Regions from separate parts of the Homo sapiens genome. Here all the other regions are linked to region 1. The links are chromatin loops, found by intact Hi-C in ENCODE. Cell type or tissue: heart right ventricle. All regions are shown on one strand. Links, peaks and the distances in the headings refer to the core of each region. The heading gives the core; the rest is flanking DNA.

Region 1 (10,298 bases), core at 2,608-7,607:
CCATCTATGTAGGTATGAGTCCTGGTTAAGTACATCAATTTCCATAAAAGGATATCTATTTTACCTCCCTGAGAGCTCATAATCAAAGCATATGTGCCTACTCTGTTGGCAGAAGTTTCTACTCCTCACGTTCCTCTTAGGGAGGTTCCAACCCACAACTCTTAGTTGCCTGACTTATTCAAAATTCAGTTACAAGAAATAAAAGCTGTGGGGCACTGGCAGAAGGCTTCACAGTCCACTCCTTTCTCTAAATATTCTAGCCTGTACGCTGGCTCAAGGCAGGTCACCAAAGAGCTGCAAACTTGGACCACAATGCATTGATCCATGAAAGAAACCAGGCTGTTCTTGATATGTGGGGTTCAAATCTCCTGGAAACATTATTTTAATTTTACTTGGACTCCCAGCAAGGAAAACATTAAACCCAGGGCCTGATTTTTCCTTATTTTTTTTTTTAATAACTAGAGCCAATTCAATTTATATAATGATGGGTCTTATTAGTATGAGACAGTAAGAGTTCATTCACATCTTCAGTGAACATCCAACAAACCTGTGTCACATTTAATGAATACAACATTCATGTGTTTGCAGATTGAATGTTACATTCTAAAAACTCCACAGTTTTCATGGGAATCCAGAATATAAAAATAAAAATAAATAAAATAAAAACTCTACAGCTAACACAGACTAAATGTCCCAGCGAGAACTTTGTATTAAAAACCTCAGGAGGCCGGGCGCAGTGGCTCACATCTGTAATCCCAGCACTTTGGGAGGCTGAGGCGGGCAGATCACGAGGTCAGGAGATCGAGACCATCCTGGCTAACATGGTGAAACCCCGTCTCTACTAAAAATATAAAAAATTAGCTGGGCGCGGTGGCGGGCGCCTGTAGTCCCAGCTATTTGGGAGGCTGAGGCAGGAGAATGGCGTGAACACGGGAGGCGGGGCTTGCAGTAAGCCGAGATCGCGCCACTGCACTCCAGCCTGGGCGACAGAGCGAGACTCCGTCTCAAAAAAAAAAAAAAAAAAAACCTCAGGAAGGGCTGGGTTGGGTGCGGTGGCTTACACCTGTAATCCCAGCACTTTGGGAGGCAGAGGCAGGCAGATCACCTGAGGTCAGGAGTTCAAGACCAGCCTGGCCAACATGGTGAAACCCCGTCTCAACTAAAAATACAAAAAATTAGCCAGGCATGGTGGTGGATGCCTGTAATCCCAGCTACTGGGGAAGCTGAGGCAGGAGAATTGCTTGAACCTGGGAGGCAGAGGCTGCAGTGAGCCGAGATCACAACATTGCACTCTAGCCTGGGTAACAAGAGCAAAACTCTGTCTCAAAAAAAAAAAAGCTCAGGAAGTTTCTTGATGTTTTATTAGAGAACATGATTGAACTTGTGTAAATTTAAATTTAAATACAGTATCTTTCCCCCAAATAGTTCCTTTTGGTTTCTGAAACCTTTTTTTTTTTTTTTTGGAGTCTTACTCTGTCACCCAGGCTGGAGCGTAGTGGCACAGTCTCGGGTCACTGCAACCCCTACCTCCTTGGTTCAAGCAATTTTCCTGCCTCAGCCTCCCAAGTGGCTGGAATTACAGGTGCACGCCACCAAGCCCAGCTAATTTTCTGTGTGTATTTTTAATAGAGACACAGTTTCACCATGTTGGCCAGGCTGGTTTTGAACTCCTGACCTCAGGTGATCCACACGCCTTGGCCTCCCAAAGTGCTGGGATTACTGACATGAGCCACCACGCCCGGCCTCCTGGAACCTTGATGTAACTAGAATGCAAATGTTTGTTTGCCAACCCTTCCCCTTTATATCTTACTAAAAATTCCAATTATTTGACATAAAAACCATCAAGACCTATAGCTTATTTTTATTTTAACCAAGGCTAATTAATTTGGGTTTATAATTTTATTTCCACAGGCGCCTGACAGAATCGCTTATTTGACATCATCCTTGGCTTGAGCATACAAAGAATCTGTGCAAAGTTTAATATCATAGGTGTTTTCACACACACGGGAGTTTCAGCAGAACTCTGTTCCACAGAGATGCTACATGGGCCACCACAGGAGAGAGAAGAGCAACAAGGAGGGGTCCAGGAGACAGCTCTGAGCCCATATCCTATTCCACCAGGGCAGCCCTGCTCTACTCTAGTTGGCTCGTTTAGAGTCTTTGAAAGATGGTTTGATAAAATGTATCTGCTGCTAAGACAGTTTGGAAACCAATATGCTGCTGAATTCATGGTAGGGCTGTTTGTGGTTGAGGACCTCACCACAGCACACAGGGTTCCCGCCATGTGGCCCACTATAGGAGGTGTTTTTCTCAGGCCTCACTAACATAACAGAGTAGTGCCTCTCCCAAGTATTTTGTTTGCTTTGGCAGTTAGGCAGCTCAGAGCCAAATGTATAGCCCACTGACTCGTAATTATTAGTTCCGTGCAAAAGTAATCAGTTTTTGCCATTAAAAGTAATTACCACCAACCCAAAAGTAATTTTACACCAACCTAAATATGTAGAACCTTACGCTGCCATTCCTTTGTCCCTGCATTATCTTTTTTTTTTTGGAATCTCACTTTTGTCACCCAGACTGGAGTGCAGTGGTGCAATCTCGGCTCACTGCAACCTCTGCCTGCAGGTTCAAGCGATTCTCCTGCCTCAGACTCCTGAGTAGCTGGGATTACAAGCACGCGCCACCACACCCAGCTAATTTTTTGTATTTTTAGTAGAGACAGGGTTTCACCATGTTGGCCGGGCTGGTCTCGAACTCCTGACTTCAGGTGATCCACCCCACCTCGGCCTCCCAAAGTGCTGGGATTACAGGAGTGAGCCACCGCACCCAGCCCATGCATTATTTTTGGCTTCATTTTAATCTCTTGCTTTCATTTTCTGTTTCTCATCACCCTGATTCCATTACCTGCTTAAGGTCTGTTTTCTCTCTCTCTTTAATCCTATGAGTTAAAGGGAGGAAGGGACACTGAGACAGAAGGACAGAGGCTCTGCTCACCTAAACTTCCCTCCCTATTACTATGCCCCCACTATGGGTCAGCCTAGGATCTTCTAGTTCCAGTCCTTTAAGTCCATCTAAATCCAGACTCTGAATGAATAGTAGTGACTATCTGTACCAGATGTGGTTTCACTGCTTGAGTGAATTAACACATTCCCTGGTCTAATTAACCATGCCATCATCCATACAGTCCTTTAAGTTCTCACTCTCACCCTCTTTTCCAGCTCAAAGCAGTAGTCTCTGTACATTTTATGTGTTTATACATAGAAAGCTATCTCAAGGTTCCACCCTCCCCTCTCATGGTGAGGAAAGAGGGAAGTGCAGCTGACATGTCTCAAGCGGTTCCTTAAAAATAATTAATATATGGCCGGGCGCAGTGGCTCACGTCTGTAATCTCAACACTTTGGGAGGCCGAGGTGGGCGGATAACCTGAGGTCAGGAGTTCACGACTAGCCTGTCCAACATGTTGAAACCCCATGTCTACTAAAAATACAAAAATTAGCTGGGTGTGGTGGTGGTGCATGCCTGTAATCCCAGCTACTCGGGAGGCTGAGGCAGGAAGATCGCTTGAACCCAGGAGATGGAGGTTGCAGTGAGCCAAGATAACGCCATTGCACTCCAGCATGGGTGATAAGAGTGAAACTCCATCTCAAAAATAAATAAATAAATAAAAATAAAAATTAATATATACTTTAATGTATGACTGCAATTGGAGTACATGTTTGCTGAAAAAAAATTGAATATAGCTGTGTACAAAGTAAAAAAATACCACTTCCTCTACCACACTCCACGGGTAACCATGTAGGCTTCAAACATTTTATTAATAGTGTTCTTTTTATTTTATTTATTTATTTATTTTGGAGACAGAGTCTCAATCCATCCCCCAGGCTGGAATGCAGTGGCGAAATCTCAGCTCACTACAACCTCCACCTCCCGGGTTCAAGAGATTCTCCTGCCTCAGCCTCCAGAGTAGCGGGGATTATAGGCGCCTGCCACCACGCCTGGCTAATTTTTGTATTTTTAATAGAGATGGGGTTTCACCATGTTGGCCAGGCTGGTCTCGAACTCCTGATCTCAGGTGATCCACCTGCCTCAGCCTCCCAAAGTGCTGGGCTTACAGGCATGAGCCACCGTGCCCAGCCAACAGTGTTCTTTTTAAGTTGACAAGTTTAAACAAGAGCCCCCTACAAGGAGGAACAGTGCTCACCTCTTCTCCATACTGAATCCATGTGCCAGATTCATTCTTCCAATACCAAATCCATTTGGTGGTGAAGACAGAATTGGCTGGCTTGGTGACAGAAGAAGGAGTGGAGAGGCGTCGGATGGGAAAGGAATCACAACTCATTACCCGAAAATTGATTGTATAACTTCCTACAGAACAGCTGAGAGAGAAAAGTATTAAGTTAACATAATGCTTCATTGACCCCTGTTTTCTACAATCTCGTCTTCCCTAATGAGAGCACAGAATTAAACTTTCAGGGCTAAAATAGATCTTCAAGTTTTCTTTCCATGGCTCCAGGTCCTACACATAAAAGAAAAACGGAAACGCAGAGAGGAAAGTGACTCGCCTGCACCACATAATTAATGGTGTTACATAATGTATTCTTCCCTCAGAAAATATCCCAAAATAAAACTGTGCCCACAAAACTCCTGATTGGCTCAATGTTATAAAGTAAGTTAGAAATTCGCATTTGGTCCATTTTTAAAATTATTTATTATTATTTAAATCGTTATCAAAATGTGGAGACCCTTGCAGAAAATTGGCAAGGTTAAAGTGATTTTCATAATAACATTAAACATTATTTGCTTTTTTCACTTTCATTCTCTCAGGAATACACGATGAAATTTTCCAGAGGCTACACAATATATGATTTCACAGCAGGTTGAATAAAGAAGCGGATATGAGAATCTAGTTATCTTCTATTATGCCAGACATTAATTTGCAAAAATATAAAACTCCTCTCAATAAATTTTTTGTTTTGGAAAACAGTTATTTTATAATTATCCATATAAATATTATATATAAATATGTAAATAAATACACACAGTTATATACCTGGGTATGTATATTAAATGGATATACATGAATATGTATATAGTATTAAATATAGTTACATGAAACATGTTCATTATGTTAACATATAGCAAGCTTATTCTTATTTTTAAGTGAATCAAATATATAATTGTTCTCAGTTTTAATTTTTAATATGGTAAATATTGATAGCTATATTCCACACAAACAGAAATTCTTTGGGATCCTGAATACATTTTAAGTGTTGAGGAGTCCTCTGACCAAAAAGTTTGAGAATTGCTGCTCTAAGAAAGACCTCTTAGATCAGTGGTTCTCAATCAGGAACGATTTTGACCTCAGTGGGTATTTTACAACATCTGAAGACATTTTGGGTTAGGACAACCAGTGGGGCTGGTGGGGGGGTGGTGCTTCCTGTCATCTGTGGATTGAGGCTAGGAATAGTGCTAAACAGAATCTGGCCCAAAACGTCAGTAGTGCTGAGGTTGAGAAACCCGGCTCTCCACTTGCCTGGGAGCGGAAATATAGACCTAGCAACCAGAAAGTAGCTCATGTCGCCCTCTAGTGGTAAAAATCCAGCAACACAGAATCTCCACCCTCAAATCACTAAATTCTCATATGATGAAAAGTAATGTAACTTTTCCCCCTTAAGAATTTCCTTATAAAACTGGGATGTTTCTTATATCCCTGCACACCATAGATAAATACGGTCATATGGGTATCACCCATTTCAGCTCTTCCAGAAGGAGAAATGTTTTTACTTATTTATTTTTGAGACAGGGTCTCACTCTGTCACCCAGGCTGGAGTGTGGTAGCACAATCACGGCTCATTGCAGCCTCAACTTCTTGGGCTCCAGTGATCCTCTCACATCAGCCTCCCGAGTAGCGAGTAGCTGGGACCACAGGTGCGTGCTACCATGCCTGGCTAGTTTTTGTATTGTTGGTAGAGACAGGGTTTCATCATGTTGCCCAGGCTGATCTCGAACTCCTGAGCTCAAGTGATCCTCCTGCCTCAGCCTCCCAAAGTGCTAGGATTACAAGCATGAGCAACCACGCTCGGCCAGAAGCAGAAATGTAAGGTACCCTCTTAGATGCCTTGCTAGAGAAAATAGCAAACATAAGGGAGGTATTAAATGCTAAAGTATACAACAAAATTCTACAGTAAAACTATATGAAATTATTCAAACCGTGTTTTTAAATTATGAAGTTAAGCCAAAGGCTCTTTTGTCCTAAATCATTTAGTACTTTTAATAGTTCTGTGATGAACTGATCAGGATACGAGCCGGACACTGAACTGTGTTTTTTTGCAGGACACAGACAACTGTCAACTAAACAAATAATCATGTCACTGTTTGTTTCATTTGAGTTAGCAAACATTCCCAGGATCTCTGGTATTAGCCAGGCTCAGTGTGACCTCAAACCCACCCAGCTGTGGTTTTCCTTCATTAACTCGGCAGGCATTTGCCATTTTTTATCTCAAGAGGTATTTCACACTCGAATGGGATTCTGATGGAAAAGTGTTTTTTTCTTTTTCCCCTGAGCCTAGCACTAATGCTTCCCTTTGATAATGTTGGACTCTTGAAAGCCAGAGTACAGCCACCAACTTACAGGTGGATTCCGGGGTTACAGTAGCCTTTCTCGATCGTCTCCATGTGCTCAAAGTCCGTCCAGGTTTTACCAATAAGCATCTGCCACCGGTAAGGCAGATGGAAGTGGACTTTGCTGCAGCTACCTACAAAGACAAAGAAGGGGTCTGAGGGACTGTTGAGCAGGGATTCTAACCAATTCAGTCAAGTTCACTGCCAGCTTTCCCCATCCATGCCTGCCCTGCCCCCTGCCAGACAGGTTCCATCTATACCAGCTGACACTGCTGTGTGTCCATTATCCAGGTTCCTTCATTACCTTGGAGACTCATCAGAAAACAAAAATTCAGGCAGAGTGTGGTGGCTCACATCTGTAATCCCACCACTCTGGGAGGCCGAAACAGGCGGATCATTTGAGGCCAGGAGTTCACAACCAGCCTAGCCAACATGGTGAAATCCTGTCTCTACTAAAAATACAAAAATTAGCCAGGCATGGTAGTGGGTGCCTGTAATCCCAGCTTCTCGGGAGACTGAGGCAGGAGAATCACTTGAATCTGGGAGGTGGAGGTTGCGGTGAGCCGAGATCACCCCACTGCACTCCAGCCTGGGTGACAGAGTGAAATTCTGTCTCAAAAAAAAAAAAGAAAAAGAAAAGGAAACAAAAATTCCCCACTGCCCCCAAAGTCACTCCACCCAGATAGAAATTCGAGGTAACCAGAAATTTAGTTACCCTTTCTGCACCCCCCCAAGTGTATGAAGCCAAAATGCTCTCCAGCAGAGGCAACAGCCTTTATTTCCTTGAAGCCCTGGCCTACAGTTCATCTCTTCCAGAAAGATTCTCTTAACGAATCTCACTCCATCCCCATCTGACTTGTATTTTTTGCATTCCTTTAGCCAGTACCCAATAGTCAGTTGGGGGTTAATTTTTTATATGTTTTTACTTACTTCACGCAGTTTTCCCATTTGCAAATTTTTTGTTTGTTTTTGTTTTTGTTTTGAGGCAGAATCTCACTCACTCTGTCGCCCAGGCTGGAGTGCAATGGCGCAGTCTTGGCTCACTGCAACCTCCACCTCCCGGGTTCAAGAAATTCTCCTGCCTCAGTCTCCCTAGTAGCTGGGATTACAGGCATGTGCCACCACGCCCAGCTAATTTTTGTATTTTTAGTAGAGATGGGTTGTCACCATGATGGCCAGACTGGTCTTGAACTCCTGGCCTCAAGTGATCCACCTGCCTCAGCCTCCCAAAGTTCTGGGATTACAGGCGTAAGCCACCATGCCTGGCATTTTATGGATGTTTTCATGCCCTACCTTAATTATAAACTTACTAAAGAGAAGGCTGCACTATGGTTTAGCTTACATCCCCCTTACATATTTGGCACAGGGCTAGGCATACAAAAGACAGCCATTGCAGGAATGCCGGCTGAAGAATGAATTGATGTTATAAGCTACAGTACAGGAAGACAGAAGATAGTTCTGTTTTTCAAAATTTGCCTTATATTATGTTTAAATTGTTTTGAAATATTCAAAATGAAGATGTGTGACAACTTCAAAACAAACAAAAAAGACAGGTTTAGACACTGCAGGGACACCCATAGAGTGGCCCTACTTGAGACTTGGCTGACTGAAAAGTACACAACCACTCATTATAGTCCACACCTCACACTTGTTAGAATGGCTGCTATCAAAGACAAACAGTGGCTGGGCACAGTGGCTCATGCCTGTAATCCCAGCACTTTGGAAGGCCGAGGCGGGTGGATCACTTGAGGTCAGGAGTTCAAGACCAGCCTGGCCAACATGCAAAAACTCCGTCTCTACTAAAAATACAAAAATTAGCCGGACGGGGTGGCACACGCCTGTAACCCCAGCTACCTGGGAGGCTGAGGCAGGAGAATCACTTGAACCCAGGGGGCAGAGGTTGCAGTGAGCTGAGATTACACCACTGCACTCCATCCTGGGTGACAGAGTGAGACTCCGTCTCAAAACAAACAAACAAAAAAGGCAAACAAACACACACAAAAAGAACAAGTGTTGGTGAGGATGTGGAGAAATTTGAACGCTTGTGCATTGCTGGTGGGAAAGAAAAATGGTATAGCCACTATGAATAATAGTTCCTCAAAAAAAAAAATTAAACATAGAAGTACTATATGATCCCCCAACTCCACTTCTGGGTATATATCCAAAAGAATTGAAAGCAGGGTTTTCAGAAGGCATTTGCACACCCATGTTCATAGCAGTGTTATTTACAATGGCCAAAAGGTGGAAGCTTACAGAAAAGTCCTTAGGTTACTCACCATTAAGCGGACAACCCTTACACAGATGGTCAAGACAAATTTCCTCTGAGTCATGATCATCCACCCTAGAAGATGTGGTACTTGTGACATCAGATAAAGAATCTATGAAACAAAAAAGGATGCATGTATGCTGATCTTAATGTTTAAACCAAAAATCAAAGCACTTGGTCTCACAATGGGAAAGAATATCTGAAATGGGGGCCATGTTCAAGAAAATTCCTATGATTTATGTTTTGCCCATGAGCATCTAGACAGCCCCTCCATAAAACAAAAATGTGGACCTCAGAGTCCTGTGAAAGCTATGTTTATTTCTTAAATCATAGTTGAAATATTCCTATTGTCAATAAATGTGGCAGTTTATTCCCTGTGGTTCTACTGGTTGGCCCTTCCCTGTCTTCACTAGTCAATCTCCTCACCAGACCACCCCATAACCAAAACCCTCTAACTCTCTACCCTTTAAGAACTGGGGAACATCCAAGGAAAAACCACCAGCCATAGCCACTCTGCTGCAGACTCAAGACACAGAGGCCCCTTTGTCCTTCAGTGACTTACACTGAGCAGAGCCTGTTGTCTTCCTTGTGAGCTCGCTGGCAGAGGAAACAGGAACCTGGGTGCAGTTCTGCCCTTGGGCCCCCCAGACTGCAGCTCTGTTGCTTGAGGAAAGGGCAGCAGGTGACTGAGGCAGAGTGCTGACTTGTGCAGGGGCAGTGGATTCCCCAGGTGTGGTGGGGACCAGGTTCCTCAGACTCTGACTTCCAGTACGTAACATATCTTTTTCTGCCTTGACTGCCATTGTTAAGCCAAAACCAGTGGCACCAGTTTTTTCTACATCAGTAGTTTTATCCACTACTTGACTAGAGCCATTTGGTATATCATGAACAAATGTACTAGCCCAAAGTGTCTTCCCTTTGTATTTACCGTTAACAAGTGCTACTCTTGGGTCAGCATCATCTGCGATTCTGCCAGTGGCCTGGACATCTCGGGAAGCAGGTCCAGCATCCTGAATCCTAGGTGATGATATTTCTCTGTGACCGCTGCTAGTGCTTTTGTAATTTAAGGATCTGGTAGAAGTTATATCTGTGGCCACTCCATCAGCATTATTATTAAAAAGAGGGCCAGGCTGGATGTCCTGAGTTCCACTTTTGCCATTGATGATCCTGTAGTCTGAGGAAAGCAAGCCTGTGCCCTTTCTGGTGGTCACAGCTTCAGGTGTTTGCAGAGAGCCAAGAGAAGAGCGGGCGGCAGGTAGCGTGGGAGAAAACACAGTCTTTCTCCTGGCGCCTTGGTCATTCGTCCAGGATGTGAGGCTCTTCCAGTTGGGGGCTGATGTTGAATTGGAAGCAAGGTAAGTGCTGCCTGGATTTCCATGCAAGAGGTCCTCTTGACTGCCGTTCTCTAAAAACC
Region 2 (9,283 bases), core at 4,284-9,283, 52 kb before region 1:
ATTATTTGAAGTCATATTGAAGATATGATTTATTTTGGTTTTCTTTGCCCCATTTAAAAATATCCTAAGAGGCTGGGTGCAGTGGCTCATGCCTGTAATCCCAGCACTTTGGGAGGCTGAGGCGGGTGGATCACCTGAGGTCAGGAGTTCAAGACCAGCCTGGCCAACATGGTGAAACCCCGTCTCTACTAAAAATACAAAAATTAGCCAGGCCTGGTGGTGCGTGCTTGTTGTCCCAGCTACTCGGGAGGCTGAGGCGGGAGAATCGCTTGAACCTGAGAGGTGGAGGTTGTGGTGAGCTGAGATCACACCATTGCACTCTAGCCTGGAGAACAAGAGCGAAACTCCATCTCAAAAACAAAAAAAGCATTCTTTTTTTTTTTTTGAGACGGAGTCTTGCTCTATTGCCTGGAGTGCAGCGGCGCAATCTCGGCTCACTGCAACATCCACCTCCCGGGTTCAAGCAATTCCCCTGCCTCAGCCTCCCGAGTAGCTGGGACTACAGGTGCACACCACCACGCTCGGCTAATTCTTTGTATTTTAGTAGAGACGAGGTTTCAGCATCTTGGCCAGGAGATTGGTCTCAATCTCTTGACCTTGGATCTGCCCACCTCAGCCTCCCAAAGTGCTGGGATTACAGGCGTGAGCCATCACGCCTGGCCAAAAACAAAAAAGAAAATCTAAGAGTGTTTAGAAAACCCCTACTTCTTTTTTAAAGTAAGAATGGGAAAAGTGTGTATGAAGATGTTGGCATGCCAAAGCAATGAAACGGCATAGGCATTTGTCATTGTAAATCCTCATGTGTTGAGTAAGTTCACCTCCTCTGAAGTGGAGCCCATCTCCCACTACAGAAGCTGGAAATTCCAGAGACTTTCTCATCTTTCCTCGCAGCTGGGGCAGAGTGACATGATATAGATTCTACCCCTCAATGCTGTACGCCACAATGCTGTACCCCAAACAGCCTCACTTTGAAATCAGAAGCTGATAATCCAGAGAAACAAAGACTGTACAGAATCATTTGGACACTGGGTGGCAGCAGTTCAGCTTTCAGGATGTAACATCCCTGTTGCTGGCAATGCTGCCTGCAGCATCCCGTTGGGTGTCTTAATGGACTGGTTCTTAAGCACAACTTGGTTCCAGCAGCACGGCCTCCGAGCTTTCCTCTACTGCTCTTCAGAGTCTATAAGCCACCCAATATTCTTTTAACAAATTCCTTGACTTGCTTAAACCAGAATTGCTTTCTACAGCCTGCAACTACAACCATTGACCGAGAAAGTATATGATTGGCATGTTTAGCCCTATTTCTGTTACTTTGTTTTGGATGCTCCATTTTGTTGTTGTTGTTGTTTGCTTGCTTATTCTTTTTGTGATTTATTAGACAAATTGTATTTGATTTTCTATAATCATTTAGGCAGTGGCACCCTGTTTTTAATTGTCCTTAAGGTCATCAAGTATATTCTGAAACACATTATTTCTAGTTATCGGAGCTAAATGAACATTTAAAAAATTCTTCTCTGGCTGGGCATGGTAGCTCATGCCTGTAATCCCAGCACTTTGGGAGGCTGAGGCAGACGGATCACTTGAGGTCAGGAGTTCAAGGCCAGCCTGGCCAACATGGAAAAACCCCATCTCTACTAAAAATAAAAAAATTAACTGAGTGTGGTGGCACATGCCTGTAATCCCAGCTACCAGGGAAACGAAGGCACAAGAATCTCTTGAACCCGGGAGGTGGAGGTTGCAGTGAGCCATGATCGTGCCATTGCACTCCAGCCTGGGTGACAGAACGAGACTCTGTCTCAAGAAAAAAAAAAAAAAATTAAACATCAAATCAAATAAAAATTATTCCCTAAATACAATGAAAAAATGAAAATGAAAAATGAGTTTCTCCCTGGGAAGGCAGAGGCTGCAGTGAGCCAAGATCGTGCCACTGCACTCCAGCCTGGGTGACAGAGCGAGACTGCATCTCAAAAAAAAAAAAAAGAGCTTTTCCTTTTCCAACACACCACACACACACACACACACACACACACACACACACACACACACCACTTCCCAGGCTTTGCTAATTCAGTCAGGGATTATAAATGTTTGCCACAGTGCATCAGCTCACCTCTTCAACTCTGCTTCAAAGGAAGTCTGCATTACTGCAGAAACGAGGCAGCACAAAGAATGCCTCAGCTGTGCCCCATACTGTCCCAGGAACCCCCCTCCGTCCTGGGCATACGGGGATAGTTGGTCACCCTGGCCTAAGCCATACCCCAGTCTGAAGGATTGTCGGCTCTGCCCCTCACCCATGCTGTTCTTAAATTAGGAGCTTAGTGCTGGTCTGGGTCCCTCTGGCCAGAAACCAGAACTCTGTGCTGTCTTGGTTGACCTCTGTTGTCAACACATTGGCAATGTTTGCCGCTTTTTGGTTGAGACAATAAAAGTTTACCATCAGAAATTCTACAGCAACCTTAAAGGGAACTCTGCCTCCCCAAGGCAGCAGCACAAGAAAGGCCACCTGCCTGAGCTTCCTCCTTGGTGACTGCATTATGTTGAAAATATTCACTGTCCCTTCCTGAGGACGTATTATTGTCCTTGTCAATTGACATTAAACTTGGTCATGTAACCTGCAGTGCCCCTCCATGTAAGATTACACATCCCCACCCTGTCGAACACAGGGTAGCCATACAACTTTCTTTGGCCAATGCAGTGAGAATAGAAGTTGAAGAGCCAGCTGTAGTCTTCCCCTGGCAGGACACCAGCACTGGTCCCAGTGGGGGATGCTCAACCTGCGTCTTAAGTGAAAATGACATGGAACAAAGCTGAAATTGACTATAATGAACACAAGTAAGAAATAAATCTTTGTTGTTGTAAGCCACGAGACTTGGGAGTTGCTCATTGCTGCAAATAACCTAACCTATCTTGACCTTTACACTCTGTGTGAGCCCTTATTGTCCCTGTATCTTTGACTTAGAAAGGCGTGGACAATCAGGGGACTCTTTTGAGTCTTAAGTGGAGAAGACAGAGAGAATGGCAGGCTATACTGTCAGAGGAGCTGTGATGGGGACTCTCCTCTAGTCTCCATTACCCAAACAAGTAACAGAACAATCCACTCATGTTTTCTGGTTTGTTTTCATGAACCTGTAGAAAAGTTTGAGCCAAAGGAAGGTTTTATCTGAGGCTTTTCCAAGTTTATCTTTTTTTTTTTTTTTTTTTTTTTTTTGAGACGGAGTCTCACTGTCTCCCAGGCTGGAGTGTAGTGGAGCGATCTCGGCTCACTGCAAGCTCCGCCCCCCTGGTTCACGCCATTCTCCTGCCTCAGCCTCCCGAGTAGCTGGGACTACAGGCTCCTGCCACCACGCCAGGCTAATTTTTGTTTGTTGTTATTTTTAGTAGAGACGGGGTTTCACCGTGTTCGCCAGGATGGTCTCGATCTCCTGACCTCATGATCCGCCCGCCTCGGCCTCCCAAAGTGCTGGGATTACAGGCGTGAGCCACCGCGCCCAGTCCCCAAGTTTATCTTCAAAGTAGGTAGAGTCAACTCAAGTTAGCAGACATTCATTCCTTCATTAAACTGAGAGCTTGCTATATATGCCAGACGAGGCAGCATCTCTTCTGAGTAAACTGAAAATGTATCTAGGAGATAAATATCTGGAGTGAGCACCTATGAGGCACCATGAGAATAAAATATTACTTTTAGAAGGCTAATGTGTGATCAGTTCACCAAAAAAAAGTGACAATGCAAACACAAATCCAAAAGGAAATCTCAGTAAAGACAAAACATCAGAAAATGTACATAATTTAATCATGTTATTGTATAATAAACATTAAATTATAGCTGTGGTTGGGTAAGTCAAAATCAATACTAATGTATTTTTCTAAATATCTGTCCAGAAGAACCCCTTAGGAAACAAAATATATTCTGTGCCTTTCCTGGGAATGTGCTTTCTAACACAGGCTATCGAGTGTACTGAGAGAGGCAATTCCTATGCTGACGATGAGTGTAATATGGTGCAGCTATTCTGGAAGAGAGTTTTGAAATTCTTTTTGAGTCTTTATCCTATTCCTATCTTCTGGCACAGTATAATCGCATCTAAAAAATTGTTCTAAAAAATAATCAGAAATTGGCTGGGCGTGGTGGTGCACACCTGTAATCCCAGCACTTTGGGAGGCTAAGGCAGGCGGACCACCTGCGGTCAGGAGTTTGAGACCATCCTGACTAACATGGTGAAACTGTCTCTACTAAATACAAAAAATTAGCTGGGTGTGGTGGTGCATGCCGTAATCCCAGCTACTCGGGAGGCTGAGGCAGGAGAATCGCTTAAACCCGGGAGGTGGAGGTTGCAGTGAGCCAAGATTGCAGCAGTACACTCCAGCCTCGGCGACAAGAGCAAAACTCCAACTCAAAAAAAAAAAAATCAGAAATTCAGACAAAGATTTTTGTACCATTAATGTTACAAACAATAAATATCCAACGATAGAACTATTATTAAATAATACTTTAAAAATATAATGAAACCATCATGTGTAATTGTAAATACTTTCAATTACAAAGGGAAATGCTTACACAATAATATCAATCCCAAATGGCATAAAATTGTCTGTATAGCATACCTTCGATATTTAAGGAAATATGCATAAAAAAGACTGAAAAAAGCCTGGGCCTGGCAGCTCACACCTGCAGCCCCAGCACTTTGGGAAGCCAGGACTCCACCTCGGAGGCAGGTGGATTGCTTAAGTCCTGGAATTTAAGACCAGCCTGGGCAACATGACAAAACCCTGTCTCCCCAAAAAAAAAAAAAAAAAAAAAAAAATTAGCTGGGCGCGATGGCCCATGCATGCATGCAGTCCCAGCTACTCAGGAGGCTGAAGTGAGATGATCACTTGAGCCCAGGACGCAGAGGCTGCAGAGGCTGCAGTGAGCTGTGATTGCACCACTGCACTCCATCCTGGGTGACACAGAGAAACCCTGTCTCAAGAAAAAAAAAAGAAAGAAAGAAAAAAATACAGTATTAAGAGCGATTATACAGTGGTATTATGAGATGATTAATATGACCTCCTTCATACATTCCTGTACTCTCCAAAATTTCCACAATGATATATTTTCAAAAAATAATTTTGGGAAAATATTCCTAAATAATAACAGGGTAATTAAAAATACAATAATACATTATTTTTTAAATAAAAATGGCATTACAAACCAATTTACAAAAGCTCCAGACAGTATTTAGAAAAAGATTTATAGTTTGGCCATATGCCAGTAAAAATAAAAAGGAAATTACTACACACACACATAAAATATAAATGAATTTTATTTATGAATGTATAGATGTACAGCAAATAGGAAAGATAATACATTAAAAGAACATATACTATAACCAGGTAGAGTTTTATCTCAGGAATTTAAGGATGTTTTAATATTACAAAAACCCTTATTATAATCATATTAGGCAATTTAAGTGATAAAAATTTGATTGTATCAAAAGACACCAATTCCTTTTATCAAGCTTTTAGCTTCCAACAAACAAGAATAGAAGATGTTATTTCTGTTATCCTAACAAAGAACATTTGTTTAAAACCAACAATTAACTTCATATGTAATGAAAAAATATCAAAAAAACTTATTACAATTTTATGAAACACAAAAACAAAATAGAAATACCTATGATTTTATATTTAGAAAGAGCAAACAGGCCATCTAAAACTGTTAGAACAAAGAAAATCACCAAAAGATACATATTTTAAAAGTTAATAGCTTTCTAATAATAGAGATTCCCATGCTGACAGCAACATAGATATAAAACAGCCAAGAAAGAATTAATTAAGGTATATATAAAACCTAGACAAAAAGAAGAACCAAGTATAATGAAAAAAATCAAGAAACATGACAATAATGGAGACTAAATCCCTCGATGGAAAGAATTATAATCATAAATGTAAGCCTTAAAGAGTTAACTTTAGATGTAGACAAGTCAAACTGAAGCACTAAAAACATGTTGACCTTATATAACACATTCCTTAGGGGGAAAAAAAGATTTTTTAATATTGGAAAAAATATGGTTAGGCATAGTGGCTCATGCCTGTAATCCCAGCACATTCAGAGGCCAAGGCGGGAGGACTGCTTGAGCTTAGGAGTTCAAGACCAGCCTGGGCAACATAGTGAGACCTTGTCTCTACTAAAAACCTAAAAAGATTAGCTGAGTATGGTGGCATGCACCTATAGTCCCGGCTACTAGGGAAGCTGAGGCAAGAGGATGGCTTGAGCCTGAGAAATCAAGGCTGCAGGGAGCTGTAATTGTGCCCTGCACTCCAGCCTGGGCAACAGAGTGAGACCCTGTCTCAAAAAAACGTCGGAGAAGGAGGAAAAACAATGAAGACCAATATGCTACTGATTCACATGGATTCAAATACAAAGTATAATCCATTATATGGCAAAAAATATGTCTTCACTACCAAGTGTTACAATTACCAAGAATAAATAATGTTTTGCTCAGAGCTAGTGAGTAAAAAAACACAGCATTGCACACAGCATTGCAACATAAAGTAAGTGCTATGTTAGGCCTGTAAGAATGCTACAAGAGTCACCTCTTTTGGAGTCAAGAAAGGCCAACCTGGCGTTTTGAAGAATCCAATTTTGCTAGGTTGTGAGGTAGGAAGAAGGAATGGCACTTATAAAAGAGGGAACATCAGGCTGAGTGCAGTGGCTCACGCCTATAATACTAACACTTTGGGAGGGCGAGGTGGGTGGATCACTTGAGGTGAGGAGTTCAAGACCAGCCTGGCCAACATGGTGAAACCCCATCTCTACTAAAAATACAAAAATTAGCCAGGCATGGTGGTACATGCCTATAATCCCAGCTACTCGGGAGGCTGAGGCAGGAGAATCACTTGAACCTGGGAGACGGAGGTTGCAGTGAGCTGAGATCATGCCACTGTACTCCAGCCTGGGCGACAGAGACTCCATCTCAAAGGAAAAAAGAAAAAAAAAAAAAAAAAAAACAGGGAATATCATTTACAGAGAATCACAAGACAAAATAGCACATTCCAGAAATTCCAAGTAGGTCAAGTACATACAATGTTGGTCTGCATTTTAAAAACTCGACTAAAGTCAATATTCAATCAGAACATTTCTCATAACAATCTGAATTTCTGGCTTCTTTTTAAAAAACTGGGCACTATGACAAAGTGGGCCCACATTCCCACGTGGATACAAGAGGCAGGCGTCCCTTTTAGATGGGACAGTTTGCCACAGCACTTCTCCCTTCTCCCACTGCTCTTGCATCCAGTTCACTTCATCCATTTAACTCACCTTTCTAGTCCCTGCAGGCGTTTTGAGTTTACAAATACCACCCTACATGATGAGGACCAAGGAAGGTTTCAGCAGGAAAAAAGCCATATGATTAGCTTTGTTTTCAAAATGTCAGGCAGCCAGATGGAAGGCAGGAGAAGTGAAGAGTGGTAAGGAGACCAGTGAAATCCACAAACGCTTATTCTATTAAAGATTAAAACAGGGCTACCATCACTGCAGTGGGAACAGGGCACCTTTTACCAAAAACTCCCATAACAGATGACTTGAAAACCACTGAGTTTATGCATCTGTAGGATATATGCAGGAAGATGATGAGGGTTTGAAACAAGGCAGTATGTACAGGGTGGAAAGAAAGGGGCAGAGAAGGATAAATATTTGAAAGGTTTTTGAGGGGAAGAAACTCTCCAACACTGGGTAACCAATTTGACAAAGGGAACAAGGAGAAAAAAAAGTATAGGACAATTTACAGCTTTTTGTCTATGTCATTAGGTAGATAGTGGTGACATTCAAAAATAAGGAAATAAAAGCAGGAACAAGACTAAAGGAAAATTCATAATTCAATTTAGAATACATTGAATTTGTAGAGTCTACAGACATGCGACTTGACATCAAAAACCCCGATAAATTACCAAAGAAAACTCTTTTCCAACTATAATGCGATAACTTTCTAACAGCTTAATCATGAGTGAAAATCAGAGAAAGGCATGGTTATATAAAATATTTTACAGAATGAATACCAACAAAACTAAGATTAAAGTAGACTATTATAGAATTGAATAAAATACTGCAACAAAGATGACAGAGGACCAATAACATCACATATAAAAGCATAATGATAAGATATAAAAACAGAACATAAACAAGTAAAGGTCCAGCAAGTCTCTCAATGTAAAGGAAATGCATTTATACCCTACACTGTTTCCATTAAAGATTTAAGATAGCTTACTACAAAAATATACATAGTAAAATGGTAAGTGTAAATAATAGTAATAATTAAATGTAAAAATTTTTTTAATTATCACCAGGAGAAATCTGGACTAGAAAAAAAGAAACAAAATATGCAGAGCATAAGGGCTTTCAGAAATATCGTTGACAATGAAAGTAAAAAGCTCAACACAAGTGGCATGACTCTTATTATCCATTAGGAGAAAACACAGCCATTTCTCACTTTAAAAAGGACATTTTTGCTTTTTCCCTCAATTGAAAAGATAGCATTTCATGATAAAAATTTCTCTACATTAATTTAGCTTTATGAAAACTTATTACATTGTCTCTGTTTCTCAAATGTTATGTTACTGCAGGACAGTTGAATTTAAAAACAACAACAACACTTTACACAGTGACATTTGAGGATGACTACAATAAACAGAACAAAAAAATTAATTGCATAAAGCTGCTTCTTGTGGTACCCCTTGATGAAAATAAACCACAAAATACTGAAATGTAACTCAATGAACACAGCTGGGTAGGTGGAGAGCAGGGAGGAAGGGAGAAGGGAGAAAGGGGAAAGGGAACATGAAGTGGGTGAGGTATACAGACTTCTGATGGTCCATCCTGAGCCACAGGAAGAATGGATACAATTTAAAGGAGTGGATATACTGCTCATCCTTCAAACTATTGTGACTGGGCTTTGGTAAAAGCTCAGCAAGAAATGAAGAGTAGACAGAGTCTCACACCTGTAATCCCAGCAGTTTGGGAGGCCGAGGCAGGCAGATCACCTGAGGTCAGGAGTTTGAGACCAGCCTGGCCAACATGGTGAAACCCCGTCTCTACTAAAAATACATAATTAACTGGGCGTGGTGGCTCATGCCTGTAACCTCAGCTACTTGGGAGGCTGAGGCAGGAGAACCACTTGAACCCAGGAGGCGGAGGTTATGGTGAGATGAGATCGCGCCATTGCACTCCGGCCTGGGCAACAAGAGTGAAACTCTGTCTCCAAAAAAAAAAAAAAGAGTAGACAGAGTGAGGTAGAAGTCTCTGGAGAGAACC
Region 3 (10,298 bases), core at 1,832-6,831, 180 kb before region 1:
TATTTCATAGCTTCCCCTCGACCATCTCCCAGCCATTGAAGAACAGTTCACTCCCGCAGAAGAATACAAGGAGAACAGGGAAGAGGACGGCAGTGAGAAATGCCAAGGGCATTGTCTCATTTCATCCAGGGGACAAACTCATGGCAGGGCTCTGTGCTTTATCTGTCTATGTGACAACTGTAATCTTCAAGATCTGTTCAGCAGCATGTGGGAAACCCAAGGTGCCACAATGCATATGCTTTCCGTGAGCTCACCATCCTCAGGAATGAAAGCCTGGCAGGCACCCTTGTCCACGGGGACTCAGTTGGGGTCTTAACAACATATTTTGTATTAAAAGGAAAAAGGGGTGAAAAGGTCCATGTTTACTTCCGAAAGATCAAAATTACAACTTCAAAAGAACAAATAAGGGAGAGCTGAGTTAATACTGTATACTTTCCCGCACAATTACTCAGACTTGCAGGATACTTTCGTTCACTTCTTTCAAATGATTGATTACTGGATACTGCACATCTGTGTCCAGGTTGCTTGAATGCAAGTCACTTGTTCACTGGTCCATGACCCCTTTCTCTGCTGGTTTATTTGTTGTCCCTGTGTACTTACTGGATTTAGATCAACTACACAGCAACACGTTTGGATTCTACCATAATGTACTTAACAGCAATCATCTATGTGTCTTTTCTAAACCCCACACTTACTAGTCGAATATTTTTTCCTTTTGTTGTAAATTTCCACAAAGATTCAACTGCTCTCTTGAAAGCAAATCATTGATGTATGTATGGGCAGATGAAAAATTAGGCAGGCTAAGAGGTAACCCTCCTGCACATTAAAAAATCCATTCTGTGTGATTAAGATGATTCCTTTCTCAGACTTTGACATGCGGTCCTAATTTATGAAATATATAATTATAAATATTATTTTCATCTTGAAATGAAATACTAATCCATCTATATAATTCTCAAATGTCCATCTGTCAAGCCTTTTTCAGATGCCTGAGAAAATTGATATTGGATGCCACTTATTCACAGCTGATGATAAAAATCCTAACAGGAGCGATTTCCAATTTTATGGGGTTGCTTTTACCCCAGCAGCACTTCATTTAACTACATACAAGGTGCCTCTAAGCGAAAGAAAACAGATATACTAAACAGTCATTTAATCATCACCTCCATCATTTAATAAACCTTGCTGAAATCCTTTTTGGTATACTTCCCATTAAGAAAGTGAATGCCTCTAATGACTGGGCAACTGTTTTGTTTTGTTTTTAACAAATTAGGTGGTTTGCTTTACCAAAACTGGAAAAGGAGCTACAGATGGCCTCCCCTAAGTGGAGGTCTCCAAAGTCAACAACGTAAAAATACAAACAGTATTGCCTCTATAGGGCGGTCTACGTAGCCCAAGCCTAGGCACCTAAATGTCTTCCCTCACGTACACTCAGGGCCCATGTAGGAAAGAAACATGACAGTATTCATGAAAATGCTTCATAAATGCCAAAGTACCCTACAAATGATGCTGACAGCATTATTATTACTGTTGATTGATGAAACATCGAGCAGTTAATATACAGCTAAGAATTCTAAGGCATCAGAGTTATAAATAAGAATTTAGATACAATATTTTGTTAAGTCAACAACAAGATGCGACACAGGGTCCCTCAAGAAATAGCTGATGACCAGATGAATTTCAAAACGCTCAACTGAAGTACCAAACTGACTGGTTTTTTTCTGGGTAACCAAGAAAACGGCACGTGTCATAAATGAAATATACAAGTCCTCTTGGCTTACTGTTGATTCTGACCAAAGTCTTTAAATACATCCATTAGATCCTTGCACTTCTCACAAACTGAGTGAGTCATCACCTTCTATACCAATAGAAATTTGGCAACCAGTCTGTGCGTATTATGCACAAAACAAAAGCCATCTACACACAGAAGGAAAACCTAGAGGGAACACTGCCCCTCCTCCCTTAGATAATTACCTTCTTTTGTCTCATCTCTACTTGCCAGATCACTTTTTCTAGTTTCTCCACTTCTTTTAAAATAGAACCTAGAGTTCAGTCTGGCTGGTATACAATGTCTCCAGCTCCCTCCCACATGCAGCATAGGTTTAATCAGTATTTTATAAAAGAAGAATCAAGATTAATGAGAGTGTTCAATATTCATATTAGGACCGAGTTATTTCTGAAGAAGGATGGCTCTTTTGTTCTTTCTCTCTTTAACATATCACAGAGGGAACAGGCCACAGTGTCTGTGCCCCACCGGAATACGTCACCAACAAGCCCAGGAGACTGACTGGTGGGCAGGTCAGCCAAGTAATGAGAGAGACGCCTGATGAATGTGAACACGTGGGCCATAAATACAGTACAGCCCAGGTGGCACAAAACGCAGTGAAGCCCACAGTATTCGGGTTAGCCTGAGCCCCTGGGAAGGAGTTGAGATGACAATAGAAACACAGAGCAAATCCCAAAAGTGTCTGAACAAAAATTTGCCATCATGTAGCGAGTGCCATTGAAAGCATTTATTACCTGATTGATGTCATTTGTGAAACGTCACCACAACCACCATGCTGCTTCCATTTAGGAAGTGGAGACAAGGCAAAGTTATTGCCATCTGTTTGTCTTCAGTGCAGCCCCACACGGGCACTCCCGTAACCCTGTGGTCCCGGAGTTTGGGAGAGCAGGGCTCCCAGATTCTCCCACCCACAGGTGACACCCGGCACGGTCAGCCAGCTGTGGGTGAACTGAGACCACCTACACGTTAGGTGTGACAGGCGACCTTTGCAGAGAATCAAACAGCAACCATAGGGAATGAGCTGACCTTGGCTGAGATGGAACGATATGCTCACAGAGCCTCTTTTCAATTCACTGTCCATACTGCCTCCCAAAGGGATCGTTCCAAAAGCAAATGTGTTCAAGCTGCTCTCCCTGCTGAAAACCTTTCAATGCTTGCCCACTGCTTACAGCATAATTTGCAATCCCTTCTATGTCCTGAAAACCCCCCAGGGCCTGGCTCTCTGCCACCTGGCTTTCGGCTGTGCCCTTTTTTATGACCTTTGCTCTAGCTTCCTGAGCTGCCCTCCGCTCCCCCACTGGGCCCGCCTTCATCTCCACCGTGAAGCTTCAGCCCTGGTGTCACCTCCTTGAAGAAGGTAGAAGTACCCCACCACTGCAAATGGGGTGCCCCCCTCCTCTGTGTTCTCCAGACATCCTTATACTCCTGGATGTCTGCTTTCGGATGGCTCGTCCTTCTCCCTTGCTAAAGCCCTGGAATGCAGAGATCGCGTGCTATTTGTGTTGGTAACTGAGCCGGATCTGGTGTGGCTCACAGCAAATGCTCAATGTTTGGTGAGTGACACCCAGTGCCTGAGGCAGCTCCAGCCGGTTGCCCAAAGTGCTGCCCTTTAGAAGCAACCAAGGGCAGTCAGGAGCTCTGGTCTGACACCAGTAACGAGGTGTGGACTATCCCCCATCAGAAGGAATAAGTTTCCATGAGGCCAGTGGCATCCAGCCAATGCCATTCATGATGAAGAGGATCCGGGCTGGAGTTTTTTAGGCAACAGTAACAAATGATGACTTGAGTCTACAGATAGAGAATACAGATAAAAGAAAGCATGGGGTTTTCTTCTTTATTACTGAAAATAAGCAAAGGCTGTGCCTCAAAACAAGACAGAATGGCCTCTCCCTCCTATCATATTTCAAAATTAATCTACTCCCAGACAATCTGAAGAGGTTTCCTTCTCGTTACGAGGGGAAGGGGGGTGCAGATTTTAGGTCAGCAGATTTATTGTTTCCAGATGTTTGCAGCTCTGGGATTTGCTGAAGGATTTCCGAGAGTATGGTGAGGCGCATCAGGAGGTGGGGAGAGCAGAACGGAGAGAGAGACAACAGCCACATGAGCAGGAGACAGAGCTCTTGAAGTCATAGGGGAGGGTGACATCTCTGCACATTACCCTGAGGACGAGGCTAGAGGCCCTTTGCTATGGCCACATGACCTTAAAAGAAACACGTATGAACTAAAGACATTTGTTTTTAAACTAAATGAAGAGATCATTTTCCCATTTTAAACACACGACAAAATCTATAGGGTGGGTTCCTGTGCCAGCAAAACACGACTGAGCTTCTGCAACACTGGCAAGGCTTTGCCCTCCTAACAGTGTCAGAAGACAGTTATTCTTTTGGGGAATCCTCCCTGCAGGACCTTTTCTGTAAACCTGTTGTCAGGATGTATGGGCAGGTCTTTGCAGCCCTGAAGGAAAAAGAGCAGCTCTAAGGGCTGGAAGTTCCATCTGAAACTCTGTCCATTTGATTTACAGCCACATCTGGGACTTGAAAATGTTTAGGAAGTAAAAGTGAGAGAAGGAGAAAGCTTGGGGAATATTCCATTTTGACCCCAAGAGACGCTGTGCTCTGATAATTTACTGAAGTTACAGATAATAGATGGACTTCCATGGCAGTGTATACGTTAGGAAATGTGGCCCATAAAAGACCTAAATACATAACCGTCTACACTGGTTAACTCCCTCTGTAACAACACTCTTCAACAGAACAAAAACATTTCCAAACCTATTGTTGATCTTATTACAGTGAAATTCACACTATGAATCATTTAGTATACCCAGCACTTTTTTTCCAGGTTTCCCCATGCCATTCACCAGTATAACAAGAACAACAAAAGAACCTTAGCAGACTGTGTAAATAATAAACAAAGATAGGCAACAAACATAACATTAATGTATAAAATGCTTTTCATGTACTTGATAGCCATAAGCTTGCAATTTAATAAATACTTTGCATTTTTTTGTTAATTCATATGAAAAGACAAATACTCTTTCTTTGCTTTTACAAAAGTAAAATAAATTTTAAAGTAATGCATATTTTTTTTCCATTCGACAGGTCTAGGTTTGTAATATGCAGAATTTTTCATACCCAAGACAACCAAAATAAAGTTTAAAAATAAATAGGGCAATCTTTTATTCTTTGTTTTTTGACTTTTGCTTGTTTTTATCAAGCTTTTAAAGCAGGATGAGTCCTCCAAATCTGGGAGACCCACGGAAAGTGCATGTTAATCCAGCAGACTGTTAGTAACAGTGGACTGACTACCACGTTCCACTCCCTTGGTAAACACGCTGACTGATACTTATGCTGTACTAGTGAGTGCTCCTCTAGGCCTGGCATGTTTTTGCTCACACCAGGTGAGCTCAATGTTGACCAAAAGTCAATGTCTTTGCTCTGAAACCTGATGTGACCCTCGAATACTATGGAAACTGTTGAAACATACGTTGGAAAAGAAAATTGCTATTTCTATAAACACTTAAGTTGAATGCTTTGGAAAGACATAGGAAAGAGGGGTTACTTAAAAAATCTGCTGTCAAATTAGGTGTGAGTGAATTAACTCAAAAGTCTGCAAAATTAGGAGATAGGGAGTGGGGGGAGGTATTAAAAAAATCGAGAGAACTTTGCATTCAGGTAGCTTTGCTCTTCTCTAAGATAGGGAGTGGGGGGAGGTATTAAAAATCGAGAGAACTTTGCATTCAGGTAGCTTTGCTCTTCTCTAAAGAAACCCAAACTGGAACCTGAAACTGACACGTCATGGGTGTTGTTTATTGTAAGAAAGACCAAACACAATTCCTCTCAGTAGACCAACACTCAAAACAAAACAAGACTTGGGATATGTTGAAGGATTGGCAAATAAATGTCCATTCATATATTTTAAGTTAAAATGTTCAAGGTATGTATTGTTCGTTTTTAATGATCAAGGTGGGTAAGTGGGCTTCCAAATAGGGTGAACAGAAAATAAAGCAACTGACCAATGGAGTTGTACACAAAATAGATAAACAGATCTGAGAAAGTCTGCCTTGGCTCCTATCCTCTGAAAATATCCAGGGATAAAATAAATCAGAATTCGGCCTGGTGCGGTGGCTCATGCCTGTAATCCCAGCACTTCGGGAGGCCAAGGCAGGCAGATCTTTTGAGGCCAGGAGTTCGAGACCAGCCTCGCCAACATGGCAAAACCCTGTCTCTACTAAAAATACAAACACTGGCCAGGTGTGGTGGCACACGCCTGTAATCTCAGCTATTCGGAGACCGAGGCAGGAGAATCGCTTGAACCCAGGAGGCGGAGGCTGCAGTGAGCCAAGCTCACGCCACTGCACTCCAGCCTGGGTGACAGAGCCAGACTCTGTCTCAAAAAATACAAAATAAAATCATAGTAGAACCCGGAGGGCATGTCATGGCTAGGCTTTTATACAGTTTCACATTCTTGGACTGTATTTACTACCACAGAAGGAGGGTTTCAGGAAGCAGAAACAAAGGCAAAGTGATACCACTATTAAAGCCAGAAGATTTCCATAATAGCCCTCCCTCTTCCTCATCTTTCAGTATCAAGAGCCCAAACTCATCCTATCCCTGCCCCACAAAACTGCTTATAGGAACACTGGGGGAAGAGGCTGCCCGTTACCTTCTGACGCTGCTGAATGTTGGCCACAGTGTCAGGCTGAAAGTCTAGCTTGTCTGTGCGGCATAGTTTCCAGTAGAGGATGACAACAATCACCATCACCACCAGCACTGGGATGACCACGCCAACAATGACCCACAAGTTGTTGCTCTGGGATTCCGGAGACGGCCTCTTCACCCTGTCGACAGCTGCAGACAAGGAAGAAAGGTCTTTCAATAATTCCTTCTTCACTCATGCACTAGATTGCACGTGTCTTCTATGAGAAACTCAGAAGTCCCTGACATTCCAGCTCAAGATAGCTGGTTCCAGGTTCTAATCTCCTGATGACAGGAAATGTGACCAGCAGAGAAACACAACATACAATGTTACATCTAGAATACATCAGGGATCACAACGACATATGGATATATCCAAAGGTACATGGCTGAATTAATGGCAAAGCTCAGTTAATTCCAGGTCTCCTGATTTCCAGTTTATTCTACTAGCTCACCCGTAACTTATCACTGCAGGATATTTCCACACCAAAACTGGTTCTGCACAACTTTGTACAAAGGCAGTTCTCTTCAAAAGTGGAGAGAAAAACAGCTGTGTCTCCAGAACATAATCCTGCCCGCTCCATCAAGTACCGCAGGACTCACACCCTCCTAGATCACATAAAGCACATGCATCTCAACTAGGAGTTTATGGAAGAAAACCCTTCATCTCTTTCTCCCTTCCCTCACTACTCCAAGTTTCTCATGTTCACAAATGTTTATTAAGTGTGCTGGACACAGTTTGTAAGCTGGGACTCAACCATGAACAAGCGAAATCCCTTGAGGTGCTTAAGTCCTAGTGGGGGAAAGGAGAAATGATCAAGTAAATGAATCACCGAATAATTTCATATTGCACTAGTGCCAAACACAAAGCAAAACAGAGTAAGGAGATACGACATGTGCACCAGTGCAACTGGTCGTTTCCCCTTCAGCAATGAAAAATGACAAAGAGATGCTGATGTTCGTAGCAGCGCTATTCACGACAGCCTAAAAGATGAAAAGAACTCAAATGCCCATCCACAGATGAATGAATGAACAAAATGTAGTATAGCCATACAATGGAATATCATTCAGCTTTAAAAGGGAAGGAAATTCTATACATGCTGCTGCACAGATGAACCTTGAAAACATCATGATAATGGAACAAGCCAGTCACAAAAGGACAAAATGTATGATTCTACCTACATGAGGTATCTAGAAAAAAACTCATAGAAAGCTTCTGCTTGGAATGATGAAGAAATTCTGGAAATGGATAGTGGTGATGGTTACACAGCCTTGTGAACGTACTGAATGCCACTGAAGTATACATTTAAAAGTGTTAAATTGGTACATTTCTTGATGTATATTTTACTGCAATAAAAAAAGAAGGAAGATGATCCTTATGTTTTCCAAAATGAAGCTTCACTGTGTTAATTTGGAAACTGAAGTCCTAATAAGCGTCCCATAGGCACTGCCTTCATTGCCCCACCTGTGTCTCTCCCTAAACCTTTGAAACATGACTCATCGAAACGGCATTATTTAAGCTACCAGTTGTCCACTTTTACACGAAGCATATCTTACTCATTTTGGATCCACCACTCCCCACCCTGCTGCCACACCCACCCCACCCGGCCCCCACTTCTCTTTCACGGCATAGGACAGTTGCACTTCAACTCCTCGGCCACTTCATGTCCTTCACTAGCTCTTTGTTTTGCACATGGTGCCTTACTGCTCATTTAAAATGCTTCCTGTTATATAAATGGATAATCCGTGAAGTGCTACGCTTCTGCACTCATTCATCCGGTCTTGACGCCAAATCTTGTCTTTTCAAAAACATCTTAGTTTTCATGGGCAGGGACTAAGTCTTATGCTCCTTTCATACCCTATGATGGTTAACACCTGCTATGGGATCAAAAGGTATCTGCTCAAAGACGTAATAACAAAAAGGGTTCTTGGTGCTGGTTTAACTTTGGGTTTAGACACCTAAGGGAGTGGCAAGGGAGGGAGCAAGCATTCTAAATCAAATGCACCAGGGAAAAAAGCACAGATTAGAGCACAGGCTGCATGGGATGTGGTAAAAAGCAACAAAGTGAAAAACTTGTGTTTTTTAATTTGGGCTGAATATAGTTAATATATGTAGCTCATTTTGCATAAAAGCAACGGACAATATAGAAGTACGGACAGAATCAAACTGAGAAGCTGAGACAACTGGACACTCTTCTTAGTTCTTTTGTGGGTGTGGTTGTTTTTTTTTTTTCTTTTTGAGATAGGGTCTCACTCTATCACTCAGGCTAGAATGTGGTGGCACAATCAAGCTCACTTGCAGCCGCGACCTCCTGGGCTCAGGTGATCCTCCTGCCTCAGACCCCCCAAGTAACTGGGACCACAGGCATGCCCCACCATGCCCAGCTAGCTTATTATTATTATTATTTGTAGAGATGGGGTCTTGCTATGTTTCCCAGGCTGGTCTTGAACTCCTGAGCTCAACTGATCCTCCTGCCTCTATCTCCCAAAGTGCTGAGATTACAGGTGTGAGCCACCACACCTGCCCTCTTCTTACTCTAACCTAGGAAAACCCTGATGAGGCAGAGGTTGATCAAACTGGACCCTGACACCAGTGTCCTGGGGCTGCCTTTGGGCTATCCCTGGTGTTGGCTGAGGCTTCCTTCAATCGCCATCCCTGAGATCCCAGGATCTTTACCCACGTGGTTTTCGGTACAAAACTGAGGAAAAGAGGTGCAAGATCACATCTGAAAGGTGCCCATATTCTATTGCAATTAGCTGTTTAAAATGTCAAGTGCTTGGCTGGAGTAGGGCACGTCTCCTACAATCAGGAATCGCATATATGAAGAACTGTAACGAAGTGCTTTTGCTATTTTTTGCTCACTGCTTTGGAGGAGAACACATCAATATGTGATCATATCTCACATACACAAACACAAATTGCCAATGGTTATTTGCTTAAACCCTCCCATCATCTTCCATAAAATAGAGAAATTATGCCCATCAGCTCTCATCTTGGTTGGTCTCCAGGGACAAGTACAGATTTCATAAAAACCTTCTACTATCAAGGATAATTTAAAAGCTATCATTTTTTAAAAATTGTCTTTATCTCCTACATGTTCTCCATAAAGATTTTTCTGTATTCTCTGATGCTGAATTCCCTCTAAACATTTACCTCTCCTTTTATTGCTGGGAGCAAGTTTCACCATTCTCTTACCAAGACTGCTTGCAGGATCACAAAGGAAAAACACTGACATTAAAAGAGGTGTGGTGGCTCATGGTTGGGATTCCAACACCTTGGGAGGTCAAGGTGGGAGGATTGCTTGAGCCAGGGGTTCAAGACCAGCCTAGGCAACATGGCAAGACCCTGTCTCTACAGATAATAAGAAAAAATCGCTGGGTGTAGTGGTGGTGACTGTGGTCCTAGCTACTCAGGAGGCTGAGGCAGGAGGATCACCTGAGCCCAGGAGTTTGAGGCTGCAGTGAGCTACGATCAAGCCACTGCACTCCAGCCTGGGTGACAGAGCAAGACCCTTTCTCAAAAAAAAAAAAAAAAAAAAAAAAAAAAAAAGAGGAATCTGATTCACACCGTAAAGGACTATTTAGAAAAATACACTCTTCCATGTGCCTCCTTTTTCTTCAATTTTAAATACTCAAAATCTGTGAGGTGGGGCCGGGTGCAGTGGCTCACACCTGCAGTAATCCCAGCACTTTGGGAGGCCAAGGCAGGCAGATCACAAGGTCAAGAGATCGAGACCATCCGGGCCAACATGGTGAAACCCCGTCTCCACTAATAATACAAAAATTAGCTGGGCATGGTGGTGTGCTCCTGTAGT

The links. Peaks named below come from ENCODE experiments on the same cell type or tissue, not always from the same donor. Only the 100,000 strongest peaks of a DNase experiment are listed, where the experiment ranks them.
Region 2: a loop joins it to region 1, with 4 times the contacts of the local background. A loop is called at or near these places in 77 of 110 quality-filtered maps.
Region 3: a loop joins it to region 1, with 4 times the contacts of the local background. A loop is called at or near these places in 70 of 110 quality-filtered maps.

The regions. Positions count from the first base shown.
Region 1 is chr7:139,069,658-139,079,955 of GRCh38, forward strand. It overlaps ZC3HAV1 (zinc finger CCCH-type containing, antiviral 1), which reads right to left. Exons shown (of 13, transcript NM_020119.4): 4 at 9,813-10,298; 5 at 8,895-8,996; 6 at 6,629-6,752; 7 at 4,199-4,373. Among named protein-coding and RNA genes, the nearest start is that of MIR10399, 31 kb to the left of the region's middle. In heart right ventricle, for the core only: CTCF peaks have their summits at 5,594 (motif pointing left) and 5,803; a DNase peak (open chromatin) is centred at 5,504; H3K27ac peaks cover 398 bases.
Region 2 is chr7:139,016,219-139,025,501 of GRCh38, forward strand. It overlaps a transcript of ZC3HAV1L not described here. Among named protein-coding and RNA genes, the nearest start is that of ZC3HAV1L, 15 kb to the right of the region's middle. In heart right ventricle, for the core only: no CTCF peak of the experiment used is centred there; no DNase peak of the experiment used is centred there.
Region 3 is chr7:138,887,891-138,898,188 of GRCh38, forward strand. KIAA1549 reads right to left here. Exons shown (of 20, transcript NM_001164665.2): 10 at 6,452-6,636. Among named protein-coding and RNA genes, the nearest start is that of KIAA1549, 88 kb to the right of the region's middle. In heart right ventricle, for the core only: no CTCF peak of the experiment used is centred there; no DNase peak of the experiment used is centred there.